2 separate regions of the Homo sapiens genome follow, and region 1 is linked to region 2. The links are chromatin loops, found by intact Hi-C in ENCODE. Cell type or tissue: A673. All regions are shown on one strand. Links, peaks and the distances in the headings refer to the core of each region. The heading gives the core; the rest is flanking DNA.

The links. A loop is a pair of places that touch in the nucleus more often than their neighbours do. Peaks named below come from ENCODE experiments on the same cell type or tissue, not always from the same donor. Only the 100,000 strongest peaks of a DNase experiment are listed, where the experiment ranks them.
Region 1: a loop joins it to region 2, with 9 times the contacts of the local background. A loop is called at or near these places in 2 of 110 quality-filtered maps.

The regions. Positions count from the first base shown.
Region 1 is chr7:80,436,556-80,445,978 of GRCh38, forward strand. No RefSeq gene overlaps it. Among named protein-coding and RNA genes, the nearest start is that of GNAT3, 71 kb to the right of the region's middle. In A673, for the core only: no CTCF peak of the experiment used is centred there; a DNase peak (open chromatin) is centred at 4,156; H3K27ac peaks cover 939 bases.
Region 2 is chr7:80,272,285-80,281,707 of GRCh38, forward strand. No RefSeq gene overlaps it. Among named protein-coding and RNA genes, the nearest start is that of GNAI1, 140 kb to the left of the region's middle. In A673, for the core only: no CTCF peak of the experiment used is centred there; DNase peaks (open chromatin) are centred at 5,377 and 5,707; H3K4me3 peaks cover 782 bases; H3K27ac peaks cover 2,275 bases.

The sequences.
Region 1 (9,423 bases), core at 1,411-6,410, 160 kb after region 2:
AACACAAAACAAGAGAGGGAGGAGGAAGTGGAGAAAAAAGAAAGAGAAAGAGACAGAGAGGGAGAAAAGGTAGCATAAACACCCAATGGGTTAATTTTGCCCACTGCCCAGATAGATCTGATTCATTAAGACAGGAAAATTGCAATAGAGAAAATGTTTAATTCATGCAGGGCTGGCTGAACTCTTGGTGTTGTATATTCTATGAGTTTTGACAAAATGAATGACTTCTACCCATGATTATAATATACAAACTAGTTCTACGGCCCTAAAAATCTTCTGTGTTTTGCCTGTTCATCCTTCCCTCCCTCAACCTGGCAACCATGGATTTTTTTACTGGCTCCAGAATTTTGCCTTTTCCAGAATGCCATATACTTGGAATCATACTGAACATAATCTTCTTAGATTGGCTTGTTTCACTTAGTAATATGGATTTAAGTTTTATGCATGACTTATCATAGCTTTATGGCTTTATTTTTAAGAGCTGAATAATATTCCATTGTACCTCAGTTTGCTTATTCATTCATCTACTGAAGGACGTCTTGGTTGCTTTCAAGTTTTGGCACTTATGAATAAAGCTGCTATAAACACTTGTGTATGGGGCTGGGAGCAGTGATGCATGCCTGTAATCCAAGCACTTTGGGAAGCCAAGGTAGGCAGATCACAAGGTTGAGACCATCCTGGCCAACATGGTGAAACCCTGTCTCTACCAAAAATACAAAAATTAGCTGGGCATGGTGGCGGGCACTTGTAATCCCAGCTACTTGGGAGGCTGAGGCAGGAGAATCACTTGAACCCGGAAGGCAGAGGTTGCAGTGAGCTGAGATTGTGCCATTGCACTCCAGCCTGGGCAACAGAGTGAGACTCTGTCTCTAAAACAACAAAACAAACAAACAAACAAAATACAAAAACACTTGTGTATAGTTACTTACGCCCACATGTAAAAGTACATTTGTGTATAGATAGTTATGTCCACACATAAGAACTCTGATGAAAAAACCAAATAACTAAATAAATAATGAGACATTCCATGTTCATGGATAGGAGTACTCATCAATATGTCAGTTCTTCCTAGCTTGCTTTATAGATTAAACACAATTCCAGTAAAAACCCTAGCGAGTTATTTTGTAGATAACAACAGATTCTAAAATGTATATGGAGAGGAAAAAGTATCAGAATAGCCAACTGAAACTTTACTTCTTAGGATAGAGTGACCTCATCCAAGCTCCTTCAATGTCAGACTGGAAACTGGGAATCTTTCAGAGGCTTTTCAGTGTACTTTTTGTCACTTCTGTGTTTGTAAAAAGGCTGCAGTCACAAAAATAACAGCTAGTTTGATGTTTAATATGTACCAGGTATTGTGTTATGTACTTTATATACATTAGTATACCTCTTATAACAAATCAATGGATTAGGAAACCATTATTAGGGTCATATTAACAATGAGGAAACTGGGTCAGGCATGGTGGCTCACACCTGAAATTCCAGCTGCATTGGGAGGCCAAGGCAGGAGGATTACTTAAGCCCAGGAGTTTGAGACCAGCCTGGACAACATGATGAGACCTCCTCTTTACAAAAAATTGAAACATTAGCTGTGCATAGTGGTGTGTGCTTGTGGCCCCAGCTACTCAGGAGGCTAAGGCGGGAGGATTGCTTGAGTCTAGAAGGTCAAGGCTGCAGTGAGCCATGTTTGCACCACTGCACTATAGCATGAGTGAAAGAATGAGATCCTGTCTCAAACAAACAAACAAACAAACAAACAAACAATAAAGAAACTGAAGCTCAGCATTTAAGTCACAGAGTTACAGAGTTAGCAAGTAGTAAAGCTTAGGTTTGAACTTGTAGTAGAGCCTGGGTTTGAACCCAAGGAGTCTGGCTTCAGATCTTACATTCCTGAGCAATAGGCTGAGTTGATTCATATCACACAATATTACTTCTTTCAAAGGTAGCAGGTGGGAGAAGGAAGGAGTTAATAACAGGATTTCTCTCACTTAATAGTGTCTATGATTCCTCTAAGGGTTTCACTGAATAAAGGCACCTCTCTTATTGCAGTTTATTCATCATAAGCAGAATTTCATAATTTTTCTCCTTATTCTTATTTATATCATGTTGTACTAATCTGTAGAATATTAAAATCACTGTCATTTATTACTCCTGCCTCAAATTTTTTTTCTGAAATCATTGCTGCCATCTTAGAAAACTTACAAATTTATAGCAAAAAATAAATGAGAGTCGGTGGCTCAAGCCTGTAATCCCAGCACTTTGGGAGGCCGAGGCGGGTGGATCACGAGGTCAGGAGATCGAGACCATGCTGGCTAACAAGGTGAAACCCCTTCTGTACTAAAAAACAAAAAATTAGCTGGGTGCAGTGGTGGGCACCTGTAGTCCCAGCTACTCGTGAGGCTGAGGCAGGAGAATGGTGTGAACTCGGGAGGCGGAGCTTGCAGTGAGCCAAGATCGCGCCGCTGTACACCAGCTTGGGTGACAGAGCGAGACTCCATCTCAAAATAATAATAATAATAATAAACAAATAAATGAGAGTGTAAAGAGAGGTTCCTTTCATTCTATTCATTTTGACAGGTCACCTCCTTCTTGTTTAATTCTGTTTGAGATATCAAAGGCATTTATTCACAGCAATGCAAAAGGTATACACTGGGTTTTGAAATTCATTAATAAGTCTTCACCCTCCTTTGGTATAATGGCCCTTGGATTTTATCTTCTGCCATTCATCTATCCTCCAGCTACATGCTTGTTTTTCTCTTTTAATTTGCAGACTCAAAGGAGTGAGTCACAATTTTATCTCCTTTCCTATGAGTAGAATATTTTTGTCCATCCTTAATATAAAAAGTAAAAGTGATAAAGGCAAATTACATGCTTTGATTGTTTTGCATCTCTGCTTGAAAAATTATTTTTAAACCCTTCTTAAATGAAAAATGTTATTAACTAATTTAACACAGAGATTATTTTAAAGCCAGTACACTCCACCTTTCAGTAAATAATGATAAGAATGTTATTGCATGTTACTTGAACTAGTGTACCTTTACTTGGGTTAAAATAGCACACCACGTTTAAAGTAATCGGATGGGGATGATTATAAAGTTTAGAGCACTATATCTTCATGATTTTGAACTAATCTGAATTTCTATTCAAATTTTAATTCTTTCTCCTGCATTTTATGTCATTCTCATTGATTTTTACATGTAGATATGGAGTGGAAAGCCATTATGCTCAGATAAGTCTCATTCAAATTTATTTGATAATCATTGAGAATTGTGATGTTCGGGAACTCTAATGAGCACTTTGGATTCACTATTTCATTCAGCTTTCATAGAAATCCATGAAGGAAGGTATAGTCTTCCATTTTAGTTGAGCAAATTCGGTTTAAAAAAAGTTAAATTTTTTATTGGTGGTTAAATTTTTAACTAAATGGGAGAACTAGGGTGAATCATCTGGTGAAATTAAATCACACACTTACTGAATAGAGGGGGAAGGAGAGACAACTTTCAACATGCTGTGGGGAGGGACAGGACTTATGAAACCTTGGTAGAGAGTGGTGTTAGAGCAGGAACACTAGCTTCATTGATGGAGAGGCTCAGGGTGTATTTAACAGAAAATAAATAAACGTAAAAGAAGTTTAAAAGGACAAGTAAGAAAGTAGAGATGATTGTTATTTTAAATTTGGGACATATAATAGTTGAAGCGTTGAATGTCATTTGAATTCAACACTTCCTTTATCTCTCTCATCTAAAAAGGAAAAGGTGCCACTCACTGCTGCCATCAGCCTCTTAGTCCTTAACTTAATTAACTCATGACTATTATTTTGCCATTACTGTCAGCTGCATTGCTTTGCCAAAGCTTTGTCAGTGATATCTGCATCTTTAATTCCAATGGATATTTTCCAGACCTCAACTGAATTGAGCTTTTTCCATACTTACTACAATTAATTGCTCTTCTCTGATTTCGAAAAATTCTTTCCTGTGTTGCATCACTTCACATCCCCTAGTCTGAATCTTACTTCTTTTATTGCTCTTTCCTTTTCAGTTTCCTTTGCAATATCCTCCTCTTTGCCAAGTAACTATTACAGTTCTAAGGTTATATCCCATGCTCTTTTTGCTTCCTATTCTATGTCCTTAGACAGTCTCATTTGCACCAGTTTTTATTACTATCTACCCTTGATGAGTCACAGATGTCTGTCTCCAGTCCAGATTTCTCCTCTGAGCTCCAAACCAGAATTTCCAACTGCCTGCTCAACTCTACTGGGATATATTGAAAGCCTCCAAATTAATCATGTTCAAAACCATTCTCATCTGCTCTTCCTCCCTTCCTCAAACTCGATCCTCTTCTACTGTTCCCTACCTCAGCAAGTCACAACCATCTCCAAAACGACCCACCATCCCCTACCACATCTTATGGTAATGAATTATCAACAAGATATGTTAATTTGGCCTCCAGAATACATCATACTTCTGTCTGCTTTTCTTATTCTCCTCCCTTAGTGCCCTCATTCAAGTTATTATTACACCCTTTAGAAGCATTTTGAATAGTTGCCCAGTCATATGTACAACCATACTCTTTCTCCCTTTAGTCATTTTCCCACAGGACAAAGTTATCTTCTCAAATTTCAAATCTCATTATACTATCCACTGAGCACTTGTTTTTAAACTAAAGACAAAATTTCTAATGTATCTTAAAAGGCCCTGCATAGTCTAATCTTTCCAACTTCACTTCACTCTATTCTCTCCCTTCCTCTTTGAGCTCCAGCCACTGCAGATTTTTACACGCTCTGTGATTTTTCTCACCTCAGGGCCTTTGCACATGCACTTCTTATAGCCTTGAATAGTTCTCTTCTTTGATATCATAACTGAAGCCTCATTCCCAATTCAAATTTACTTACTCAAAGAAAACTTCCTAACCCCTCTGACTAGATCATCACTTATGTATTATGTACATATAGGATAATATCTATTGCTTTCATAGCAGATAGTGCATTTTATATGTATTATGTTGCTAATTTATGCAATGGCTTTCTTCCTCTTAGACTAGAAGCTCCATGAAGTTGAACTCATACTTGTTTTTGCTCATCATTGCAGCCCTCTAATTTGGCACGGTGCCTATTCTGTATAGCACGTAATGCATATTAAGTCTATGAATGAATAATTGAATGACTTAACATAGTCAAAGTTAGAAAGGTAACCTTTATCCTACAATTCCACTTGAGATACATAGTGTATACCCCTTACTACAGTAACTATTTTAAGAACAGACACTAGTTTTATCCACTCATATTTCCTGCAACTGTCTAAGTTTGAGTACAGTAAGTGCTTTGTTCACAGGTAAACTGAAATAATATAAGTGGAAATAAAACAACACAAACCAGTGTTTTGTTTAGATATTTAATGTTAAAAGCAATGTCTCCCCTACTGCCTAATCATAAGAATCACAAATTCTTGGGTGTTCTTCAGAGCAACAGAATCAGGGTAGAAAACCAGTGAATCTGAATCTGTAAATCTGAGAAACAGCGGTTTAATAGTGCTATATATTTATATTAATAATAGACATAGTGATTAGAAAAAACTGACATCGTTCACACATGTCTTAAGGGAAGCTATGTTCTTCTTTTCTTCTTACCTTCCTTTCTTTCTTCTATCCATTAGTTTATATTGATACAGTCCAAAAATAAAGTTTATTTATGACAGACCTACAAATGTTCTCTTCTTTTTTCCTGATTCATATGTACATTTTGTATTTTATCTGACCAATTTTTTGCTAAGGGCAGAGATATGTTTGTCCTCCTCTGTGATAAGGAAATTATTACTCATGTCTTGAGGTAGGAGAGACACTAGTTAAGGTTGAATGCTGATAGTGTGGTTGTACCTGATAATATATGATTTATCCTAATCCACAATGGTGCAATTGTGTCCCATACATTTTACTGCATATTCTTTTGGGAAATCTTAACCTAAGTACTACCATTTTTCTAGGTTCAACTGTGTGGGCTAAATGGTCTGGAAAATAGCTAGGCTGAGGAAGCCAGGTTAAGATTATTACAACAGCATTTTAGTGAAAAATTAGAGTGTCAAGGAAGAAACATGCTCAGACGAATAACCTCATATTGATTTTTTACAAAGGGACAAGTGGTTTCCAAGAGAAAGGGAGAGAGAATCTTGTCTTTTGTTTGGCATGTTAAAATGATGATAAATCAGATTAATAACATTCTAATGGTTCCAATTTTGGAACAATCAAGATTTCTGCCTGTGTGGGATTTGGGTTTAAACATTACAATTTCATATTTTAAAGATAGCCATCTTTATCTTTTGTAACTTAAAGATAGCCGTCTTTATTTCATGCTCAATTCACCACGTAGAGTTAGGATAAAAGTCAAGTCCCTGAAGAACACTAAGGACTTCTCCTTACCCAGTGCTTTTTTTCCATAAAGAAAATTGCAGTACAAAATCTCTTCCTATATTATCTAAGCTCTATTCAGAAAAGAAGAGTGCTGGCTGCTGGCAGAAGCCCATTATCCAGAAGGTGGCCTTACCAGGTTCAGGACAATACTCCCTCCCTGCGAACTGGCCTTTGTCAGTCATCAAAGCTGCCCTTAACTGTGAGAAAGTCTGTTTCCCACGTATGTGATTTATCTAAAGGGACACAAGTGGTCCCCCATTTCATTGAAATTTAGTTTGGGACCACTTTATGCTGAACAGAATTGAAAATGAGGAAGTAGAAAAGGTCTTTTCCAAAACCACTCACAAAGTCCATGCAATAATGTTATTGATGTTAACTTATGTAATATTTCCCAAACTAAATTTTCTAAAATAAGAGTTGCATAAGTACAAGTTCAAAAAAGAAGGAGTTCTTATACTGTGTTCCTTTTTTGAAGATGCATAGCAGTAAAGAAATATGTTGAACTTTATTTAACCTTGTATGTCAAAATCTTATTTGAGGAAACTAATCCCTTGCAGATTACCACAGACTGGGCGGTTTATAAGTAGCAGAGGTTGATTTCTCACAGCTTTGGAGGCTGGGAAATCCAAGATCAAGGTACTGGCGGATTTGGTAACGCCCAATTCCTGGTTCATACTAGGGCTGCCTGCTCTCTGTGTCCTCACATGGTGGAAGGGGTGAGGAATCTCTCTGGGGCCTCTTTTATAATGGCATTAATCCCATTCATGAAGCCTCCACCCTCATGACCTCATCACCTTCCAAAGACCTCACCTCCAAATACTATCTCAGTGGGGATTAGGCTTCAGCATATGAATTTCTGGGGAACACAATCACTCAGTCTACAGCATGTTAGGTTGAATGTTTGTTGTCTCAATATGAGGAAAGACACCTCATATTGAACCTTAATCATTACACAGTAACTTTTAGGGTGCCCATTCATATAGTTATTTACTAAAAATTGAATGAATAAATGAATGGATTAGTGGATGGATAGAGGATAGATGAACAAATAAATTAATGAATAAAAATAATCCATAGGCCCAACACAATGAATATAATTATCAAATATAATTATGGTAAAGATGGAATAAGAGTTCCTAAAGTCAGATGTTACTGGTAAGATTAACCAATATTTGCAATAGATACAAAAATTCTGTCAGATCATTCTTTTAATCAATATGTTAACCTCTTAGAGGATGCTTCTTCTGAATCTTTTTCCATTTTACCTCTATTTTCTTCAAATCCCTTCCCCTTCCCCAACCACGTCATCTGCTATACTACAAAACCTCTTTATATTTTGGCTGGGAGTGGTGGCCCATGCCTGTAATCCCAGCACTTTGGGAGGCCGAGATCGGCAGATACCTGAGGTCAGGAGTTTGAGACCAGCCTGGCCAAAATGGCAAAACCCCATCTTTACTAAAAATACAAAAAATTAGCTGGGTGTGGTGGTGTGCACCTGTAATCCCAGCCACTCAGGAGGCTGAGGCACAAGAATTGCTTGAACCCGGGAGGCAGAGGTTGCAGTGAGCCAAGATCACACCACTGCACTCCAGCCTGGGCAACCCAGCAAGACTCCATCTCAAAACAAACAAGCAAAAAAAAAAATGAACAAAAACCCCCCACAAACCTCTTTATATTTTTATCATACAACATAATAATTACATGTTAACTGCCCCCTGCATTAATAATTATTAATCTCTACCACGTACCAGGCACCAGGCACTCTTCTGAGCATTCCACACATATTATCTCATTCATTTCTGTATTCTGAGCAGTAGCTGCTATTATTTTCCTCATTTTATAGATGCAGGTACTGAAGAGTTAAGGGCCTCACTCTAAGCTGTGTAGCTAATAAGTGAGAAAGCTGAGATATCAGCCCAGATGTCTAACTGAAGAACCCTTAATTGTCACTACTCTTCTCTATTTATAATCTCTCCACACTGGAGAGGATGTTCCTCTTATTCTTTTTGTCTTTAAAAGCAAGGGCTTTTTTGCTCCTGTTGACTAACATTAGCTTCTCATATACATAAGTTCCTATAACAATGAATAAAATGAAACCCACATGCCTACATTGAAACTCCGACTATTATTGCATTACATAGTAACTATTGTTCATCATAATGATTACAAGACACTAAGAAAGGGATAAACAATGTTGAAAATATTCTGCCTCAGAAGACAGAATAGTCTATAACACAGTTAAACTATTCATTATGCTTTAAGATACCAGGGTTTAAAAGAAACAAATCCCCTTATAGTCTAAAAACACCCTATTTAGTAAAAAAAAAAAAATCCCATGTGTAGTCAGGTGTTAAAAATAAATAATGTCCTTTGAGTTCTGGATCCCAGTTTTATTATATTCTACTTACACAACTTGCATATCTACACAGAGTTTTTACTGTCAAAATTTATACTCAGTTATACTTCCTCGCTTCATGACGTCTCTTATTGGAATTTTAATAAAATATGGCCCTACATGAGCTACTCGATGAAGTGATTTAAACTAAAACATGTTTCCCATGCAACCCTAACATCCTCCGTCAGTTGATGGTTAGAGATTAATGTCACAATTAGTATGTGGGTATTTAATATGCCAACCTCCTGGGTTTGGAACACTCATAAAATGCTATGAGCTCAGCTGGGCATTTTGTTATCATAGATCACAAAGGTAATATAAACAGACATCTGCTGGGCCTCTGCCGAGACAGAGTTTGAAGATAGTCCTCTCATGGAGTAAGATTTTATTTAGGCTTAAAAAAACAAAAAAAAAAAGGCTTTCAAAGTGGAAACATTGTTTCAGCAGGTAAATATCACAATGCATTTTGTAGACTATTACATGATCATAAGAAAGTCAAATTGTGTACATTCACCATTCATGTTCTGAGTTCAATAAATTCCAAGCTGGTTGCAATTTGGTCTGGTTATTACACATGGGGAAAAATTTGCCTCTTCAAACCTCTTTTAAAATAGAAAGTGACACTA
Region 2 (9,423 bases), core at 2,721-7,720:
GGATAATAAAAAAAAGAAATAGAATAATATTATTGTTTCCAATAACAAGCACTTTTGAGTGCTTTCAATGTGCTGGACATTTCTTCTGGGCACTCTTCTGGCTCTGCAATCCTCACAGCTACCCTGTGAGGCTGGTACTGTTATTACCCTCATTGTATAGAAGTGGAATCAAAGGCTCAGAAAGATTAAGCAAAATTTGTCAAGGTCTTACAGTGAGTAAGTGTGAGATTACAACCATATTTGCCTGAATCCCTAGTTCTACCACACATGGTTGACTACTTGCTTTGATTCTATCAGATGGCAGTTTGAAAAACTAATGAAATCATTTATTTGCATTTCTGATTTCCTCTGTTTAAAGTTTAGGGCAATGGAATGTGAGCATTTTTTTTTCTACTGCTAAGGGTGAAAATAAATAAGCAATGTGTCAAATATAATAGGCATGAATAGAGACATAATAAGCCCAAGTAAATAAAATAAGCATACCCAGCTTATTTCTAGTTTCTTTAAAACGCCTGAGGAAATACATCATGGAGGCATAAAGCTGTGCATTTTCACCTTGGGTAGGCAGGAAAGAGATGCTATTTTATTTTTTGTTTCTGAGACTGGTCTCTGCTCAGGTTGGTCTTGAACTTCTGACCTGGGCAAGAGACACTATTATGAACAAGGTGAGCAGGGCTGGACAGAGACGCATGCCTCCTGCTTCTTCCCTGCTCAGCCAAAACCGTGGCAAAGAACTCTCTCCTCTGCCGAGTAAAGCACATAGTCCATAGAGAACTGAGATCAAGAGTTACTTCAAAGAAGAATAGAATGATTTAGTAAGGGAGGAGGAAACATTTTTCTCTGTGTACATGTGTGCATATGTGAGAAGTTTTATAAAGTATTTTTCTTAATTTTATTTTTAAAACATTTAGTAAGATAAATATAACTATGAAAAACATTTAAATTAATGTGTTTAAACATGCTAATGTCCTGTGATCCCAGCTTTATGATAGAATTTCCTCTTTGATTGACTATGATTATGTGATATACCAACTCTTTATTCTAAGCAAGATATATGATAAGAGCATGGAATGTTTGCAATACTAATGACTTACAAATTATATGCAGATTATTTCTGAAGGCACGAGACTTTTTTTTCAGGTTCCAGTAATGGGAAAGATGGGAAAACACCCAGCAATTGACTTCACGCCAGAAAAACTCCAACTGACTCATTCTACTTAATTGCTTAATCTAAATTATTTCTCCACAGTAGCTTCACAAATATGGCTTTGAGTCTTTTTTTCCTAAGGATTAAAACAAATTGTGGTGACCCACTGAAATTACACAAATTAGGGTAAAAGGAATGTAAGTTGCATCACACAATACTAATATTCAGTGATATAACTTTAAAACATGCATTCTCAATGAGAATGATATCTCCGCAAGGGGGCAAAAACTGGTTCTTGGGGGAGGAAAAAACTCTACTTTTTTTATGTATAAATCACTGATATATATACAGTATATCAAAAATACATAACATACTTATGGTAATACAATTTCATGGGACGTGATTAGACGTCTAATCAAGTCTAATCATGTCTAAAAAGACGTCTAATCATGTCTAAAAAGGTAATAAAGGGGAAAAACAAAATGTTGAAAAACATTGTTTTAAAATATATCTCCTAAATCTCGGCCAGTAAGTCTCTTCCATATTGCTGTCACTAGGTGAAGAGCACATATTGCTCTCCTTTCCTGGCCTTAACCCTCTTGAAAGCCAGTGATAAAATGCCTCACCTCCAACTGCCTCTAGTGAGGTTGTACATACAAAATTATGGACAAGAAGGAGTCCAACCAGCTTTCCTTTCCGAGGTCCTGCGTGCTAATTGATTGTGTGTGCTTGATGCCGAGACACTGTGAACTCGAGAAAAGAGACACTTTAATATCTCTGAAATCAGGATGTGTTTTACCATCAGTGGCATCCTAGATGAAATGAACAATAATACTTTTTGTCATCACTGTGAGCTGAATATTTTTCTCCTAAATTTACTAAAGTTTAATTTAGACTGTTTGCATCTCTAGTCAATAGCAAAATTTACTCCATAGCCTTTTTTGTTCATACTCCTTTTATCTAGAGCAGGGTATTATATTAAAGTTAAATTGGGATATTTGCATTCATTAAATGGCCTGGTTAATTTAAAAGATGTTATGATTACATTTTTGTTAGAAGTTATTTTGCACCGGTTGGTCCAGCTGTTTTTTTTCTAATGGTACATCTTTAATCACCTTTTCAGTCTCCTTTATGAATTTCAGCTCTTCAACTGCTTGGATAAATTTTAATAACTTATATTTACCTTCTATGTTGTTTGGTGAATGTGTTTATGAGAGTTGCCTCAAACTATATTTTTAAATTATATACTGTAATCTAACCTTGCTGCTGCTTTTCATCTTCCATCTTGTTATCTGATATGAACATTACCACTCCTACTTTCATTTTGCTTGAATTTGCAGAGCATGTTTTGACCCATTCCAGTATTTTCAACCTTTCTATATCATTTGCTTAAAGTGTGTTTGTTTTTTGATAATCCAAAATGACAATCTTATATTTTAAGGGGATAATTCAGCCCTTTCTTATTTTAGTACGAAATTTGTGTAGTTGTTTTATTTCTATATCTTATGTCACACTGTTTATTATATTTTGAGGTGTCTTCTTTTTCCTCTTTTTTTTTTATTTTGCTAGTTTCATTTGCTATTCATTCTTTCCCCTCCCCCCTTTTAAAAATTAGAGACAGGGTCTCGCTATGTTACCCAGGCTGGTCTTGAACTCCTGGGCTCAAGCAGTCGTTGCCCCTCGGCTTCCCAAAGTGCTGAGATTCCAGGCCTGAGTCACAGCACCTGACCCCTTTCCCTCCCTTTTTAATGTTAAGTTCTGCTGAAATTGATTTTATTAAGACTTATCTTCCCTTTTCTAGTGGTCATAATCATACGTGCATTTTCTGCTATTTTCTGGAAACACAATGTTAATTTTTAATCACAATCTTAATTTGGTAATTAATAAATCAAAATGCTTTATTCCTCCTTGTTTCCCCCTAATCTGATAAGAATTTTAGAAGACTGAGTCTCCAAAACTTATTTGCTGAAGCTACTTCCTTTCTAGCAAAAGGCCAACTGTATTCCACCTAATGACCTCTTAGGAATTTATAAAAGAGGAAACACATCAAATCTAATTATCATGCCAAAGAGAGATATAAAAACCACATGGTAGTCTATATATAGATGAGTATACATTACTGCATATGTTTTTGCAATCATAAATTCAAAATAAGACATCTGAATCTATAATTACAAGCCATACTGTAATGGAATCTTTAGTATTTATTTTGGTTCACTGAACTTAGTGACAAAATACAATGTAGCTAAACAGTGAATTTTGTTTTATTTTAACAGAATATTAGGAAATTTAAAAGTTATATGTATAAAGAAAGTTTTATGGCTATAAAGAGGTATAATTTCCCTGAAAAATAAGTATAGCAAAATATATGTTTTGTTAAAGGAGAGGTTGCTATCAGTCCACTCTACAGTAGTCCAGTCTTATCCAGGAGGGATGTGTTCCAAGACCTCCAGTGGATGCCTGAAACTGCAGGTAGTACAGAACCCTATATATGCTATGTTCTTTCTTATACACACCTATAATAAAGTTTAGTTTATAAATTAGGCACAGTAAGAGATTAACAACAACAATTAATAATAAAATAGGGGAACTAACACAACATACTGTCATAAAAAGTATGTAAATGTGGTCTTTGTCTCTCAAAATATCTTATTGTACTGTAATCGCTTATCTTCAGGCTGAAACTGGAAAGTGAAGCTGCAGCTAGGAAGGCAATGGGCCAGGCGTGGTGGCTCATGCCTGTAATCCCAGCACTTTGGGAGACCAAGGCAGGGGGATAACCTGAGGTCAGGAGTTCAAGACCAGCTTGGCCAACATGGTGAAACCTCATCTCTATTAAAAATGCAAAAAAATAGCCAGGCGTAGTGGCACGCGCCTGTAATCCTAGCTACTTGGGAGGCAGAGGTAGGAGAATTGCTTGGATCTGAGAGGCGGAGCATGCAGTGAGCTGAGATCGTGCCATTGCACTACAGTCTGGGTGACAGAGTGAGACTCGGTCTCAAAAAAAAAAAAGGCAATGACTATATTCCCATATGCTAAGCAAACAATTCAGTAGCATTAAATTAATTAAGCTACTACTTATAATTTCATACTTTAGAAAATAATTTGTTTAGTTAAGCTAGTTTAACTTTATTTAAACTCGCAGATAAACACATTATGGTAAACCCATACAATGGAATATTACTTGGTCATTAGAGGGAATGAAGCAGTGATGCATGCTACATGGATCAATCTTGAAAACATTATGTAAAGTGAAAAAAGCCAGACACAAAAGGTCACATATTGTTTAGTTCCACTTATATGACATGTTCAGAACAGGCAAATCTACTGAGATATAAAGTTTTATAGATTACTGGTTATTTATGGCTGAGGGAATGATATGGCTGAGAGGATGGACCAATGAGGAATAATAGCTGAAGTTTATAGGATTTCTTTGTGGTGATGAAAATGTTCTCAAATTGACTGTGGACATGGTTGTACATGTCTGTGAATATATTAAAAATTATCGAATTGTGAACTTTGAATGTTTGGATTATATTGTTTATTAATTATATCTGTGAATAAATCTGTCAAAAAACCTTCTTAAAGGTTAGTTGCAATGGAGAATCTGAATCCATTTCAATGAACATTTCATACTTTGCAACATAAAATCAATTGATCTATCCAAAGCATGTAAACTTTGATTGGATCTTTGACTTTGACTGGCAGACACCCTAAAAGGGTCTCAGAGACAGCCAAGATCCCCAAACTGCAGCTGGAGAACTGTTGTGTTAAGCTACAGAGTTTGAACTTCAGAAAGGTACAATTTGTTTTTTTTTTTTTTTTTTTTTAAAAAAGCTCTTTCTCAACTTGTGTGAGTTCCTGGAGTAAACTATTTCTGGTTAGGTTGGAAGTAATATTCAAACTTTTTTTTTAGATAGAGTACAAAAACATTTACATTTCTATCAGTCTAGAAATAATGGCAAATGCATGTGAGATGCAGGTCAACTAAGGAGACTAGTGAGGCTGGAAATGAAGATTTTTGGGAAAAAATATTGGATGCTTTTACAGATAAAGCATTTAATACCATGAGAAAGCTGTCTGAACTCAGATAGTTTTGGAAATCTGACTCTGAGTAGTAGTGGGAGAGAAAGAAAAGCTGGATACAGAGTAATACCGCAGGCAGAACCCAGGAAGTTCCTTGTTAATGTTCACCAGACACAGGGAAAATCATTTCCTTAAGAAACAAAAGAGGTGGGGTCCACGTGACTATCCTTGACGTAAATTAACATTCTTTCTCACTTAAAAAGTAGCAATAAATAGCTCTTACTTATATAGCCAAAGGTTAAAGAGTGAATTTTAAAAACATTTTAATGTAATAAGTTATCTATTTTTATGCATGTATAGTCAGGAGAACAACAAAATTGGGCACAATAAAATTGCTGTATAAATATATTGTACTGGAGTAGAAAGAGCAAAAGATAGAAGGCATAAGAAAGATGGACAAGTTTGGGGTAACCATTGCATGCCAAGACTTGATCATTCAGGAGCAAACTTTCCCAACTACTCTGCCAGAAACTCAGTCTCCCGTTGTGATAAAACAGTCTTCACACTCTCATATTTCAGAGCTGACATGTGTTTTATCCTATTTATTCACTCACTCAAGCCACTCTATTATTTAATGACTAAGCCTTCAGAGGCCATTTAAACTTCAGTTTATGTGCTTGTTTGATCCTGGCACAAATACCTTAAAGGTTAATTTAGATTTTCATCGTTTCACTTGAATTTGTTTCTTAATGAGTCATCCTTTCAACTAATATTTATGAACTGTGTACAGGGTGTTACTATAAACAGCAAACTTGCTCTTCCCTTAACAAAACACACTTATAAAACTTTTATCTTCGGGTAAGACTATAAATGTGTGTATACATACCACAGATTGGTGTGTGTATGTAAATACCACAGATTGGTATGTGTAACAGTTTTTAACTTCATAGAAATTATTGCTAGATAAAAAGGTGGTTTTATTGAAAAGGAGCAGCACACTCTCTTTTTCTAGAACACACTGATTCCTGTGAAATAACTTGCAGTATGAGATTGGCTGTTCTTGGACCATATTACAAAAGAGCTTAATTATTAGAGTAAACAAAGGTATGTATTACATAGAGCTCTCATTTATAAAGATGGGGGTCAGAGCTTGGGCCCAAAATCTAATACAGTATCTTCCAAAATTGATTTATGTTCACTTCGGTTTCTCCAACTAAAGAAATATGATTTCATAATATTGAACAATACTCTTTAGTTTCTATGTGTCTTCATTTCTTACTTAAACTCTGTATTCTGGCTTTTATGATTCAATTGTTAGATTAAACAACTCCAACTTTGGTTCCAGGTTTTATGTTTGAAAATTCTGATGTCAAAAATGAAAGCACATTTTCTTAGTTCAAACAACAACAACAACAAACCACAAAGCAGGTTAAATGTATTTCTCTGAAATTAACTGTCACCCTTTTCTGAAGAGTGAACTGTATTTGGATTGTGTGACAGAATGTGCTCTTTTAGTCATGATTTATTGCTGTTGTTGAGACTGCTCTAAGAATGCGATTTCAGGGTATTCTAAAAAATGAATATTATTTTTTAGAAATGTGCATTCAGTTTATTTACTCGTCTGCTTGGCCAGATGATAATATCAGAATGACACTGCAAATTTTTTTGTTATCAGGATTTTAATAAAAATGAAATACAGATAATTCAGGAGTTAGAAAAATTTATTTATTTATTTATTTATTTACATGGTCAAAACTAAAAAGAGAGGACTGCAAGCAGAATCTTGGCTAGAGAAATGCCAGACAGAACTGAACATGCCGAGCACTAGTGATAACTGTAACACTGAAGGAGTGAATGGCACTGTAAAATTGTCTTATGTGCCTTTCATTTGTTTCTTTGATATGTGCCCATTATTTTGCATAAACATGCAAAGTGGAATGTAAACTAGAGTCATAAAACCATAAAATTCAGATCTGGAATCTCTTAATTTTAATAATGAGAACCTCGGACTAATTAGTCAATGTTAGGTCTCTTTATCCACATTTTTCACATATAACTTTATGGAATTTTCAATTCCCTTACACAGATATGTAATTTTATAGACCTCATTATTGTGATGTACATCACAGTGCCAAGTTGACTTTGTTTTCTAATAAAAGCTTTCCTTGCCCTTTTAATTTTTATCTTAGGAAGGAAATGATTGTAAAACTATCTAAATTAATACATTGCCCTTTGGAACCATATTATTGATGCCTCTTAAATAATTGTTTTGTCCTTTAGTGAGGAAACAAACTCCTCTCCAGTCATTTTTTTCTTTGTTTTTCTATTAAAATGATTCGAATAGCCTTGACCTATGTGTGTTTATCAAATGCTTGTTGAGGAGTTATCGTCTAGACTAGCTAGTGAGCTTAAGGACTGAAATTGTGGAACCACAGCTGACGCAGCGCTTGCCTGTGAAGATGCCTGCCAGAAACTATGTTCAAGGTTGCTCCATAAATAGTAAATCTTTTTCCTGTGTAGTCTTTAATAGGAGCTTAAAATGGATTTGTAGAGGGCCCTGTGGATTGAACAACAGGAAATTTTAACCAAGTCATTAATAGCTAATGATGTGAACTGTAGGCAACTATCCACCGTCAGTCATAGGAGTAAGAGGAGACAAAGGCCAGATCAAGGAAAGGGAGGGTGGCAGCTTTTACTGCAGCAACTTCTCACTTCCTGCCTAATATATTTGTTATTCCAATGATAAACATAATTCACTGGCTCATTTACTTTTCTCTTTATTTATTTATTTATATATTTATATATGTGCTTATATATTTATAGTTAAATAGAAATGTTTATTTCTAATAAATACTTCTAAATTTATTGTGTTGTTTCCTTGTGTTTTATATTACTTTAAATAACCATAAAACAGCTTACATATTCCTTTTTACATTTGAAGCAAATATTTGTTGAAATGTACTCTGTTAAGAATCACATATCTGATAAACATCTTGTATTCAGAATATATAGAGAGCTCTCAAAACTCAATAGTAAGAAAAACAACTCCGTAAAAACAGTCAAAAGATTTGAAAGGACACTTCACCAAAGAAGGTAAATATACACATGAAAATATGCCCAATTTCATTAGCCATTTGGGAAGTGTAGGTTAAAACCACAATGAGATACACTAGGTATTTATTAGAATGTTTACAACTGAAAAGTTTGACCAACCAAGTATTGGAGAGAGTGTGAAGGAAGTGGAACACATGTATATTGCTGGGAGGGAATGTAAAATAGTACAACCACTTTGCAAAACAGTTTGTCGGTTTCTTCAAAATATTATACCTACACCTACTGTAAGATTTAATAATTCCACTCTTCGGTATTCAGTCCAAGAGAAGTGAAAGCTTATGTCTATACAAATACTTGTATATGAATGTTCAAAGCAGCTTGATTTGTAATTGTCTCAAATTGGAAACAACCCAAAGGTCCATCAATAAGTGAATGGATAAACAAATTATACGATATCTATAGAATTGAATATTACTCAGCAATAAAAAAAGAACTACTGATACTGCAACAACTTGGATTAATTTCAGAATAATTATTCCAAGTGAAAAATATGACAGTGTTTTCCCAGAGACAATAGTGTTACAGTATGATTCTGTTTACATAAAATTCTAGAAAATACAAACATATCTACAGAAAGATTATTAATTGCCTGGTGACATGGATGAGCGACTTCAAAGGAATACTAAGAAACTTTTGAGAATAATATACATGCTCATTAACTTCATTGTTATGATATTTTTATGGGTACATACATATAGATATGTAGTGTGTCAAAACTAATCAAATTGTATATTTACATGTGCCCAAGTTATTGTATGTCAATTATATCTCAATGAAGCTTTTATGTGACCTTCTTTGTTTAGTAATTTATTAATAAACACATCTAGACAATAAAGAATCTGTAAGAGATCAGAGGCTGCCATGTTTGAACTTTATCCTCAGTTCAATTTGTATCAAGACTATTTTAGAGGTATCTTCCTAAACTCCTCCTCTTTCTTTTCTTTCTTTTTTATCTTCTCCTGTTCTTCGCTTTCTCTGACTCGTCTTTTCTCCTCCCTTGCCTCCTTTATCTCCTGTTCCTGCTCTTTTCCTTCTTAATCTAAAAAACTTCCAACTTAGTTTCTCTTACATCCCATTAGGGTCTTTTTCTTTTCCATTCTTTTCTGCATTTATGCTCAGCATAATAAGCATTGCCT